2 separate regions of the Homo sapiens genome follow, and region 1 is linked to region 2. Evidence: chromatin contacts called from ENCODE Hi-C or POLR2A ChIA-PET data. All regions are on one chromosome and are shown on one strand. The core of a region is the stretch at or near the end of the contact, and the rest is flanking DNA. Distances in the headings are between cores, read along the strand shown.

Region 1 (6,973 bases), core at 4,432-6,931, 350 kb before region 2:
TGGCATCCTATGCAGGGCAGGTGCTGAAGAATCATTCACTGACAGAATGAGTGAATGAGTGAAGCAGAAGCCACGAGGAGGCAGGGAAAAGACAGTGTGGAGAGAAGCAAGGCTCCTCAATTCATGGTGGCGACCAACTGTGGGGTCCCCAAATTCCAGGGAGCCCTGAGGCCATCTGGGCCCAGAAGAACCCAAACTCCTGTTCTCTCCAAGACTCAGATTCACTCTTCTTGGGCAAGTCTGGGTGACAATCCTCTTGTCACCTCTGGACAGCCTGGCCAGTTTCCCCAGCTGGTCAGGCCCTTCTAGGATCTACTGCTGTCCCCAAACCTGCTCACAGCAGTGGCCAGTTCAGACTGGGTTTGAATGTACCCCTTCCAGCACATTCTATCCTCTTTTTCCATTTTTGTTTAATCCAGTGTCTGGCACAAAGTAAGCATGGGGCTGATAATTGTTAAATGTCTTACTGCTCGAGACACTGAAAAGCAATGGTATGAAAAGATTAAAAAGGGAGGGATAGGCAAAAAAGTTAAATAATACAAGCAAAAAGATTTTTTTCTTTTTAAAAGCAGGGGTGGCAGGATCTATTTCAGACAAAGTAGAATTCAAATTCAAAGTGGAATTCAGAAGGGGGAAAAGCATTATTAAATAGAACAAAGGGGACATTTATATAGATAAATGGTATAATCACACAGAACTTATAAATAGCCACACACTGACAATGTATTAGATAACATGCAACACCCACTCCTTATTAAAAAGGAAAGAAAACCTCTTTGAAAGCTAGGAATGCAAGTCCACTTAATCAGCATGACAAATAATATCGAGCTAAAACCAGCAACTACCATCATATTTAATGGTGAATACAGAAGGTATTCTCATTAAAATCAGTAGAAATCCAAGTGTCCCTGGTAATATCAAAAGAGTAACATGGACACAGGGAGGGGAATATCACACACCGGGACCTGTCGGCGGGTAGGGGACTAGGGGAGGGATAGCATTAGGAGAAATACCTAATGTAGACGACGGATTGATGGGTGCAGCAAACCACCATGGCACGTCTATACCTACGTAACAAACCTGCACATTCTGCACATGTATCCTAGAACTTAAAGTATAACAATAATAAAAAAAGAGTAACTTGTAAATCTCTTAGAGTTCATGAGGTTTAATAAAGTAGGTGGATTAACTATCAAATAGAGAAAAAGCAATAGCTTTGCTTATAACAGCATTAACCAGTTAAAAGATGAAATGGGAAAGAAAACCACTTTCTTAATTGCAATAGCAAACCCAGGACACCTAGGAATAAACATGACAAGGAATGAGTAGGATCGACATGAGGAAAATTGGAAAAATCTTTTTGAGATACAAAAGAAGATGTGAACAAATGTATAAACATTTCTGTAGAAGGAATCTAAAGTTTGTGACAATGACAATTCTTCTCCAATTAGTTTATAAACTTAGTATTTTCTCAATCAATAGTCTTTGGATTTATTTTTCTTTTGAAATGTGACCAAATGATTCTAAAGTTTATTTGGAAAAATGAACAGATGGGAAAAAACTAAGAGGATTAGAACAATGTTTCAAAAATGTTGAAATCGATTATGTGGAAGCATCATGGCAGGTGAATTTTATTCTCCTCTTTGTATTTTTTCTACATTTAAAAAATCTTTTAGAATGCAAACATTTCATACTAAAATTCACATAGAAATAGAATTAGTTGCAAAAATATAACCATTAAAAAACAACCACCCCGTCTCTGCTAAAAATAGAAATATTAGCTGGGGATGGTGGCACACGCCTGTAATCCCAGCTACTCAGGAGGCTGAGGCAGGAGAATTGCTTGAACCTGGGAAGCGGAGGTTGCAGTGAGCCGAGATCGCGCCACTGCACTCCAGCCTGGTGACAGAGCGAGACTCCATCTCAAAAAACAAACAAACAAACAAACCAAAAAAACAAACAAAAAAAACAACCAAATGCAGATGAGTTGTTCATTAATCTCAGGCTATACAAAGACTTTCTAAATATACACACAATTAAGATCATCTTAAGAAATGTGATGGAGTGGGTTGTACAAAAATTAAACTGTGTCTCTCAAAAAGCAAACACACTCAAAAGCCAAACTTCAAAGAAAACAAAATTGTAACTAACGCAGATAAAGGGTAAATTTTTTCCTGATATAAAAGGGTCTCAAAGATCAAAAAGAAGGACCTTCACCCATTAGTAGAACAAAAGGGTGGAAGATAAGAGCAGACAAATCACAGAGGCCAACCTGACTAGTAATCAAACAAATTAACAAGGCAAGTCACTGCCATTTATGCCAAACTGTCCAGCACAAAAAGATGCTGAATGCTGAGAGGATGAGAATGGATGTGCCTTCCTCTTCAGGCTGTTGGTGGCTTGAAGTGGCATGCTCATTCTCAAAAGCATTTGACAATGGGTAACAAAGACTTAAAATGAGTTCACAACCTTTGACAAAGGAATTCCATTTCCAGCAAGTCTATTCTAGGGAAACAGTCAGATATGTAGGCAAAGATTTATACACAAGAATATTTATTCATGAGAGAAATGAACATTGAAATTCTATTTTGAATAATATTTAAATTAAGGAAAAATTCTCCTTAAATAATGTTGATTGAAAAGTGATTTCAAAACAGTGTATTCATTATTATTATTATTATTATTATTATTATTATTATTTTTAAGACAGAGTCTTACTCTGTCACACAGGCTGGAGTGCAGTGGTGCAATCTAGGCTCACTGCAAACTCTGCCTCCCAGGTTCAAGTGATTCTCCTGCCCCAGCCTCCCAAGTAGCTGGGATTACAGGCATGTGCCACCATGGCCAGCTAAGTTTTGTATTTTCAGTATAGATGAGGTTTCACCATGTTGGCCAGGCTGCTCTTGAACTCCTGACCTCAAGTGATCCGCCTGCCTTGGCTTCTCAAAGTGTTTGTTAGGATTACAGGCATGAGCCGCTGTGCCCAGCCCAAAACGGTGTATTCAATTTACACTGAATTACAATAAATTGATCCCAATTTATATAGATACATTTTATGTAGATACAGTTTATATATATATAATTTTATCCCGATTTATATAGATATAGTTGATCTCAATTTATATAGATACAGATACACAGAACTTATATAGATGTGTATAATAGATATATAGAGTCCCAAAATGTTACCCGTGATTATCTCTAGTCAAATTACAGTTAGTTATTATTTTTGTCATATTCTTCTTTTTTTCACATTTCCAATTTTTCTACAACGTGTAGAAATGACCTCAATCATAAGAAACCCCAAGATTATTTTTAAAAAGACGAAAACAACAATTGCCAAAGAATTTGGCTCCCAAGGTGTGGGACAGAAGTTAACTCTAGTGATCTCTGTTTCTCTTTCTCTCAAGGCCCAATAAAGGGAAAATACAATTAAGTTAATCGCCATAAACATTTACTGCACCCTTACCGTGAATAAGGCACAGTGCTGAGGGCAGTGAAACAATGCAAAGATGGACAAGAAATGAATCCTGTCCTCCAAACACAGTCATCAAGTCAAAATAGATGGACCCCAAATTGGAAAGCCAGAAAACATGGCGCACGGGGCCAAGGGGTGATGGGAAGCCAGAGGCAGATGGAGAGGGCTAACGGGAAGGATCCCTGGGGGAAGAAACTTTCTTGCACTTCTCAGACATCGCAGGAATTACAATGCCATGGAGGAAGTTTTCTTTTCTGGAATTCCTTTCAGGGACAGCATTTTGTGTGGTTGGAGGAAGGGGTGGTGAATGAAAAAAGCAGCCTGTGATTGAAGACGCTTACAGGAGGGCAGGCGCTCTGCTAAATGCTTTAATTGTGCTCTTTCACTGAATCCTCAGACTGAGCCTATGAGGTTGCCACTATTACAAGCCCCATGTTCTAGATGGGGAAGTGGAGGCCCAGCAGTTACATAATGTGCCTGTGTCTGCACACAGCACATGGTAGAACCAGGATTTCAGTCCAAGCAATTTCACCTTAGAGCCTTTACTCATTTTTCCTACAGAGTGGAGCTTGCAAATTGGGCCAGAGTGGAATTGTTCAGACCTTAGCGACGATGAGAGGTCACCGTTCTCTTTTTCAGCATCCTCCTGTCTTTCTTCCTCTCTCCCCAACATCTCAGGCAGCTTTGAGCCTCTCCTCCAAGCAAGTGACTAAGAGACAGATATGTCAAGAATATTGTATTGAAGGTGTGCCAAATGATTAGCCTCTACATGATACTGAAGAGTCTTAAGTCTGGGCCTCTGGAGAGCCCAAAAGGGAGACAGGTTTCTTCTGCAAAGACTCATCTATGATCCCTGTTGTAAGTTATTAGTTTAATGAATACTTGCTGAGCATCCAATATGCTAGGATATTGTGTTAGGTGCTGGGGATACTCTCAAAGCTCCTTAGTCAAAACCCTCCAGTCTACAGACCTCTCCTCTGAGCCAGTGGCCCATGTGACCTCCTTCCTTGGAAGGCCTCACCCTCAGCACATCCCAACTGAATCACTGCTCCGTTCCAAGCCTCCCATTCCTTCTGGATCCTTTCCTGGTGAGGCAGCACTATCTACCCAGATCTGCAAGCCACAAATGACCTTCTGCCCCATGGCATCTGATCCATCCTCAAATGTTGTCCAGGCTCACCCCTCAAAAATATCTACTGCTGTCCACCAGCACTGCCACCACCTCAGTTGCAGCCACCATCCTCTCTCCTGGACAACCACTCTAGCCTCCGAAAGGTATTCCCGCATTGGTTCAGTTGTCACACAGAGAGAACTTAACTCTTTCCTTTCCTCCACTTTTAAAAGCCTCTGGGTTTTTTGTTTATCTTTGGAACAAAATAAAAGTCTTTGGCTCCAGCCCCTACTTAGCTAATTTCTTCATCTCTCCTCTTCTTCCCTTTGTATGTGGATATGAAGCTGGGGAAATAAGTGAATGTCTGGACACCAGGCTGTGACATTGGTGACTTTGGGGTGTGAGGCTGGGGATGAGAAAGGAGGTGGGTAGAGGGAGATTTTTCTCATGTATCTTTGAACTGTTTCACTGGCTATAGTGAATACAAGTTAACTCTGTAATATTAGCAAAGAAAATTAATAAAGTATGCTTACATATTGTCCATTACTTAAGGAAGGAGAGTCTTTTAGTTAGCTATATGGAAAACTTTACTGTAATGTTTGCCTTTTCCTTCCCTATGGTGTCCCCAAAAAACCAGGTCAAACAAAACAGGAGGTAAGGAGGGGGCCTGAGCACTCATGCTGGTGTTGGACCAAGAGCTTTCAACTAAGTGGAAAAGAAAAGTGCAACCCTGTTGATTTAGTCCAGTGTCCTAACGTGCCAGGAAAGAACTCACCACTGTAGCTGTTAGCACTGATTTATGGAATCTCATCTAGACCATTTTCAGCCCTACCAAAAAATAGCTGGTCCTCTGAATACACACAGCTGATGAATGCCTCTGTTTAACTTGGCCACAAGCAAAACCACACTGAATGTGAATAATTGCTTCAGATAAAAAGACAGAACCCGTAATTTACAGGGAGCTACCAAGGAATTTAGGCTCGAGGTCAAACCGATGGCCTGGCAAGTATAATATTATGCCTGGCACTTCCCAGTGGTCAGTACTTTGGAATCCAGCCCGCCTAGTCTGTGAAATTCACCATGGAGGACAAGAAACGGAATTCTCCTCCCAAGCCTGAAGGTGTTAGTGGCATGGTGTCAACTCTTATTACCTAGTTAAAAATTGATTATCAAAATGTCTATCTGCTGAGTCTATCTGACTCAACCATCTTCACTACGCATTATCTTTTGTGGATCTTAAATGTACAGGCTATTAAAGTGGGCCAGCTCCTCTTATAAAACAAGACAGAGGAAAAGCAGGAATGTTTCCAAGATAGCTTCTGTATGAGTAACATACAACGGTAGAGTAATGAACTATGATGCTAAATTTTCATTATGAAATTTCACTTTTCCTCCTCAATTTATTTTCCTGGAATCTAGAGTAGGCACCAGGATTTTAACCACAAGCCACAGTTGGTGAGGACTTAAGCATCCCACAACATACATTATGTTAAAAATAATTTCATTTGTGAAGTACTCATTGGTCTTAACTGAGAGTTGGTGGAAAGGAACAGTAAAGGGAGAGCTTTCAAACTTTCATCCAAGTCAAACCTGGATGAATGGGTAGAAATCTTAATGTCTTTAAACTTATTTTTCATTTTTTCCATCTAGATATATATTTCCTGAAATATTAAGGTCTTGGGGCAGGATGGCTGGAAAAGTGAACTCTAAATGATGCAGGGCAGGCGAGCCCCAAAGTGGAGCTTAGCCACGTTAGCTTGGCTTTGCCCAGGAAAATTCAAGGGAAAGCCAGAGGTAGAAGAGAACAGCTTTACTGAACAGGCAGTGCTATAGGTCTGGTGGTGTTACAGCTCCATGACTGCTCCCGCAGAGCAAGACTACCCTGTGGGCAGAGAGTAGCTGCTCAGGGCAGTTCTGCAGTCATATTCATATCCACTTTTTTTTTTTTTTTTTTTGAGATGGAGTCTCGCTCTGTCGCCCAGGCTGGAGTGCAGTGGTGTGATCTTGGTTCACTGCAACCTCCGCCTCTGGGGTTCAAGTGATTCTCCTGCCTCAGCCTCCTAAGTAGCCGGGACTACAGGCACGCACCAGCATGCCCGGCTAATTTTTGTATTTTTAGTGGAGACAGGGTTTCACCATGTTGGTCAGGCTGGTCTTTTACTCCTGACCTTGTGATCCACCCGCCTCAGCCTCCCGACGTGCTGGGATTACAGGTGTGAGCCACCACGCAGGTCCAGATCCACTTTTAATTGCGTGCAGATTAAGGGGCAGTTTATGCAGGGTGGGGGTAGTAACTTTTGGATCACTGAATGCCATGGAAAGAGGTGGCAAGTTCTGGGTGTTGCCATGGCAACAGTAAATTGACAAGCCACACTGGTAGGTGG
Region 2 (6,525 bases), core at 2,400-4,899:
GTAATCCCAGCACTTTGGGAGGCTGAGGCAGGAGGATCACTTGAGCCCAGGAGTTCAAGACCAGCCTGGGCAACATAGCAAGATGCCAACTCTACAAAAAAAAATAATAATAAACTAAGACAGTAACTAAGAGAGAAACTAAAAATGACATAACTGTTATATCCCTATATCCAGAGCCTCAAAATAAAAGTTACATCCCAGGTACCCTTCCCTAGGAAAGTTCTGGAAGATGTGGTCCACCAAAGTCAGGCAATAAACAAAGACAAGGGGAAGACATGCTATCCTGGAAACAAGGGATCTAACGCAGAGCAAAAAGATGAAGGAATTCCTGGAATGACACTGAAGGAAAATCCCAGGACAGTGGTTAAGGAACAGAGATAGAGAACTGCTTATCCGAGTTGAGGAGAAGGAGGAAAGAGTTCTGCATTTAGGAAGGGAAAGTAAAAACAAGAGATTCCCTGATGTGCTCAAATAAATCTGGAGCAGATTTATAACTACAGAGGAGAGTTTGGGAATGAACTGCTGATAGATTAATAGAAAACTAGTTGGCCAGGTGCGGTGACTCATGCCCATAATCCCAGCACTTTGAGAAGCTGAGACAGGAGGATCACTTGAGCCCAGGAGTTTGATACCAGCCTGGCCAACGTGGTAATACCCTGCCTCTGCACAAAACTTAAACAATAGCCAGGCATGGTGGCACAGGCTTGTGCTCCCAGCTATTTGAGAGGCTGAGGTGGGAGAGCTGCTTGAGCCTAGGAGGTCGAGGCTGTGGTGAGCCGAGATCACACCACTGTACTCCAGCCTGGGCAACAGAGCAAGATCCTGTCTCAAAAAAAAGAAAAAAAAAAGCAGAGCAAACTTTGGTGGGGGAAGGAGGATGAGCAATTACAAAGTCCAGGGAGGGCAAAATTTGTGCAAGACAAGAGGTATAATTGTGACTCAATTGTTAGTAAAATGTATACTGTCTTATCAACAGAAACTCAACATAATTATTTCACAAAAATTCTGACACAATTACACTGGTGGAAGTAAGTGGGGGAGAAGTGTGTGCCTGTGTATGAGGGCGCAGGAAGAATACAAGATCTAAACCCTTACCTTTCACAGTAGGAAATCTAAAGTTGACATATAAAACCAGAAAATAACAAAACCAGAGTATTAGAAATAGGGCGGTACATACACGAAACAATAGCTCAGAATGAAAGGGGTTTTCTAGGGGAGCAGTGGAATAGTGGGGAGGAGGACTTCCTAACAGGCTGGTGTTTTCCATGTCAAGCCTCAGGGATTATTTGGCTTTTAAAAAGTATGCCTAGGTATACAGAAATAAAACCAAAAGCTAGTTTAAAAATTTCAAAATCATGGGGTGTTATGCCCTGAGCAACAATGCTTTCTTCTGGATGCATCACAATTAGGAACCGTCGTTCCAAGCAATGTTTCCTGGCCCTGGGAGCAGTCCCTCCTGCCACTATGGGGCCATGCTGAGAGCTGTCTTGGAACCTATGCTGGCCTCATTAGGTGATGTTCCTCCAGCTGCTCCATCCCCGAGATAATTACCGCAAACTTTGGCTCATGCTGGCCTCAATTAGACAGGTCCTTCCTTTCAGGGGCATAAGGGCATGGTGGCCGTCCAGCAGGAAGCCAGTAAACACTTGGGAAGACAGTTGGGCCCATCTCACCAAGGGCATGAAAACACAGCCAGAGCGGCTTCTTTTCAAATCTTAATTGTAGAGGCAACTCCTGTGATTCAGCTCCCTGAGAAAATTGAGTAGAGGGGGCAAGGGGTGGAGAAGGGATTGTACCATCTTAAATGAGGAGGAGAGGCCCTCCAGCTGCAGCGGGCCCATCTGCCTCACGTGACCATGTCCATGAAAATGAAGTGAGACAAATGTCATTGAGAGGGCTCCTCTGGTCTCTAAAGAGCTAACAGCCAATGCTGAAGGCTACAGCGCTTTCAGGCTCAAGTACTTCCTTCACTCAGGAGTCTTGGCAGGGATACGAGGAATGTACAAATCTGGCACATTCTCCTCCTCCTGTGAGTAGCGGCCATCCCACATAGCACGTAAAGTGTGTATTTTGTACATCTTGTGAAACTCACTGTAGCTCTTAAAAAGAAAATGCTCGCCCAGGTAGGTGCAATAACATTGACATATTTCCAAAAGCTAAGAAGCAGCCTCTCCATTCATTTACATTTGCTGTTAGGAACAACCTGGTAGCTAAAAGCTAAGACATTTTTAGACTGTGTATTTTATTGGAATTTTAAACGCTTCTAATTGTGCATGCACCAGGAGGTTTTGAAAATGGAGGTTTTAAAGACTTCAAGCGGGCACAGCTAGACATCTCAGTAGAAGACAGAATTTTCCTGAATTATGCTTTATGACAAGGACACATTGGGGTCTTAGGTTCAGCCTGTAAACCTACCTCCATCTGGTTTTAAGGCAAGCCAAAAAAAAAAAAAAAAAGGGAAGGAGGGAGGAAAAGAGGAAGATAGCAAGGCAGGAACAAAGAGAACAACCTTGCTTCTACAGTAGATAAATAAACTTACACGGATTTCCCATCAAAAATGTACTCTTTATAGCAACATGAGAACAAATAATGAGGGGAAAAAATATCAATTCTCATAAGCACAAAGCCTTAACATTTTCACTTACAACCTCAAACTGAATAGCATCCAGCCATTTCCCATAATTTCAGTAATGGCCGAGACATTGGAACATGCAGTAATAACAAACAAAAACACGCCATTATCCATGCACAGATGTAACCTCCAAACACAGAGATTTTTCTCCAGGACCTTAAAAAAATTGCATTCAGTAGCACATGCTGCCAAAACTCGCTGATTTTTTTACCTATTTTCACTCAGTTTGCCTTAGGCTAAAACTACTTATCGTCCAGGCAGGTACCCGACCCCACAGGGTCTCAAATTATTGAAAGCAAATTGGCTTTCAGGCTGTTTCCCCTCTAATCTCAATTCTTTGAGGCCCAAGGAGTGATTTACATGGCAAATGGGTCCTACAACCACCATTTCTCCTTGGAGTCCTGGCATCACCACAGAGACCAGAGGAATTTTTTTTTTATTACTGTAAATGAGCCGTTCGTTACATCTGGTTCCATCAGCGAAGGATGAGTTTTACCCCCCGAAGAAACCTATGGGGCTGACCCTTGGAGAGGGTCTATGTCAACAGGTGGGCGTCGGGAACCTCTGTGCTCTCAGGCCCCAGAGGCAGGAAGCAGAGACATAGCTTCTGCGGCCAGGTCCCCATGTGACCACTTGGGGCAAGCATGTCATTTTCTCCAAGCAGCTATTTTTAGTTTTGTTTTTTTTTTTTTTTTTAAATGGTAATCACTTCAACAGTGTCATGGAGAAGATTCAAATGCTTCCCCACAATTTCCAGGTTTTCCCATTCCTTTTCTGGGGGTTTTCTGGGGAAGTTTAGAAGAATGATCTAGAAACAGCTTGCCAGGAGAATTAGGCAGCCAGAACGGCGTCCAGGGAGGAAAGCTTTTGGCAGCGTGCAGATTCTTGGCATGGTTCCTCCAGGGCCACAGGGACCATCCTAGTTGGGCCTGGGCACCTGCCCAGAACTTCTGAGCGGAGCGTTGTTCACATGCCACTCATTCTTGGCAGGCGAGATGCAGAAGGCATCGGTCTGTGAGCATCATCTCTCCTCTGCCGCCTGCCAAGGTTTAGACAGGACGTCTTTCTTCCCAGAGAATGAGGGCATCTTCCCAGCCGATCTCCCATCACCTGGACAGGTACAGACTCAGGCTGCTTGTCCTTAGAAGTCGTTATAATGAAGAGTGACACATAAACCTTCCAGAGAAGCCTGAAACTTCTGGACGGGGTTCGTGGGGGAGGCAGGGGTGCGGGGGTGGTGGAGCAGCTTACACGTGTGTAAGAACTACAGGCAAAGCAGGTCTAAAACTTGCTATGGAAACAACTAAAATGTGTTCAAAAGCTAAAAAGAATGATTGGGCTCTTTTTCTTTTAAAAGTCAAGAAAAAGAGGAAAGAAAATATGGGATAGCGAAAAGGGGGGTGGGAAGGCCTCCCTCCCTCTAAATGTATTTTGTATTATCAGAAGAGAATGCAGATCATGCAAACGTTTTCTGGGGACTTAACGTTTAACTGTTTTCATCTTATAATTATCGAGATCTTCATTAATAATTATTATAATTATTATTACACCTGCGAAGCACTTTCTGTATGCCAGGCCTTGTGCTGGGTGCCTTAGATATATTATCTCATTTAATCCTCATAGCCATGTGTCTTATTGAATCAAATCCTCATATTATCCCAGTTTTACAGATAAGGAAATTGAGGCTTAGAAAGATTAGATAGCTTGTCCAAAATCACACTTTCTAACTGATGGGGCCAGGATTTAAACCTGCCTCTGTTTAATCATAAAGCCCTTCCCTTTAAGGACTACCCTGTACATCACCTCTTTCAGGAGAAAGAGAGTTGGGTTTGACACCTGCCTCTCTACAGTTCCTAGAGCCAGACTCATTTTTGAAGACTTTCATGGATGCCTATATGGTGTGTCAACAAGAAAGCTGGCCACTTTCCTCCTTCCTACTTAACACACACACACACATACATACCACACACACACACACACACACACACACACACACACACACACATTTACCTCAAATCCCCTTTCCCTCCTCCCACACTTGAGTAAATCAATTACTCCATGCTTTATCAAAAGCCTATTTGACCATAAAGAATTTTAGAGAAAATCTGACCTGATCCTTTCATCTCATGGATAAAGAAAATTGAGGCCCAGAGCATGGCTGATGCCAAATAGGGATCTGGAATTCCTTTTTCTGGAACAGTATTCTCTCCTCTACGGCCCTGCAGCCCATGCCCTGCTGGGCACTGGGTAGAAGGCTAATATCAATCAGCCCTGGCCACTGGCCACCTCTGCAGAAGCTAATTGTCCAGAGGAGGGAAAATACAAGTTTATAAATAACTAAAATATCAGGTCAAGCACATTGCAGGAAGCAAAAGTGGAATAGAATAATGGGGCTGGGAGCTCCAGGAGGAAGAACAACAACAAAAATTCCCTAGCCGTGCAACCAGCAAAGTGTTCAGGAAAGAGGCAGTGTCTGAGCTAGACTTGGAAGGATTAGTAAGCTATACGTGTGATGTGATGGGAAGGACATCGGCAGTGGAGGCTTAAGACATGGATTTCAGGTAAACCAAACCAAACACAAAAAGTGCTTGAATTCCAAATAGGTTTTGCCGGAATGATGACACAGTAGCCATTACCATAGCGAGAAGCTTGGTGTACCACATCAGCTTACCTTCTCCCTTCAGTATCTTGCAGCAATGGGCTATGGGCAAAGCAAATTTGGATAGGAGCAAAGGAGTGGCCACTGTCCAGGACAGAGGAGAAATTAGCGTGGGACAACTCAGTGGGCTGTATTTGGGAAGTGGTAGCAATTAATGCATTAAGGGGTTGTAATGTTTTCTACAGCCTTCTCGAATGTGCTCTCTATGGGCAACTACTATGAAGAATGAAAGAATGAAAGGAGAGAAGGCTGCCGCTTTTCTGGGAAGGCCAGCCCAGACATTAACTTCATCCACATGTGCTGGCCATGCCTCTTTGAATCCATCGGCCCTGGCACAATTTGTATGATTCTAAATCTCCCTGAACCAGGCATGTGATGTGTAAAACTAGATCCATTCTTAGTGTTGGAAGAGCCATGCCTGCCTTGGAACACAGAACCATCTGTTAGCATTAGAAACACACAGCCTTGCCCATTCATTCCACTAGTGGGAGTCGAGATGCCTGGAAAAGAAAGCATGAACACACGCTTCCAAAATTGGAAAGGGGAGGCAACCTGGCATGGATGGAGATGGTGCGATGGGGGAGCTATTGAGAAACGAGCCTGGGCTCTGCGATGTACGCCATTGCCTACCTGATATCTTCTCCCACTTCTGCATTCCTAGCAGAATTCCAACAATGCGGAGATGTCCACCTTCCCTTTCCAGGACGATCTCGTGGGGGCTCTAGGGGAGGCTGAGGGAATTGGTCTGAGGGAATCCCATTTCCTCTTCCAGTGACTGGTTCTGGTGCAGGCGTGGGAGATACATGTGACCAATGAGACATTAGAGAAGTTCCAATGGGATACTTCCAGGGAACTTTCTTAACTTCTAAGAGTGAACCATAGAAGGAACAGGTCTTTCTTCCTTCTGAATGTGGTCAAGTCTGGACGTGACTCCTAGATCTGCTTAAGCCCTGTGGCTACCAGCTTGATGATGGCAGGGCAGAGAAATGGAAAGAACCTGTGTCCTTGATGACATCACTGAGCTTCCGAGTCAACCAGCCCTGAGGCTCACCCTGCCTCAGGACTTCCTGTTAAGTGCTAGAATACATTTCTATATAGTTTGTTGGATGTGGGCAGATTTTCTAGTAGTTGCAACTGAACGCATTTTAACATATAGGATATGTATACACACACACACACACACACACACACTGTAACATTTATTTAATGCTAACATTTTACACTACATTTAATC

What was found. A loop is a pair of places that touch in the nucleus more often than their neighbours do. ChIA-PET counts read pairs that join two places held with the same protein, here RNA polymerase II (POLR2A).
Region 1: a map of PC-3 shows a loop between it and region 2 (2.2-fold over the local background). The contact joins two enhancer-like sites. A Hi-C loop is called at or near these places in 1 of 168 maps with a recorded cell type or tissue (PC-3). POLR2A ChIA-PET finds 5 or more read pairs at or near these places in 1 of 52 experiments (SK-N-SH).

What each region holds. Positions count from the first base shown.
Region 1 is chr1:14,485,464-14,492,436 of GRCh38, reverse strand. It overlaps a transcript of KAZN not described here. Among named protein-coding and RNA genes, the nearest start is that of KAZN-AS1, 69 kb to the right of the region's middle. Within about 2 kb of position 5,681, at least 3 of the 41 ENCODE cell types and tissues checked have a DNase peak (open chromatin) inside an H3K27ac peak, as active enhancers do.
Region 2 is chr1:14,138,040-14,144,564 of GRCh38, reverse strand. It overlaps a transcript of KAZN not described here. Among named protein-coding and RNA genes, the nearest start is that of KAZN-AS1, 280 kb to the left of the region's middle. Within about 2 kb of position 3,649, at least 8 of the 41 ENCODE cell types and tissues checked have a DNase peak (open chromatin) inside an H3K27ac peak, as active enhancers do.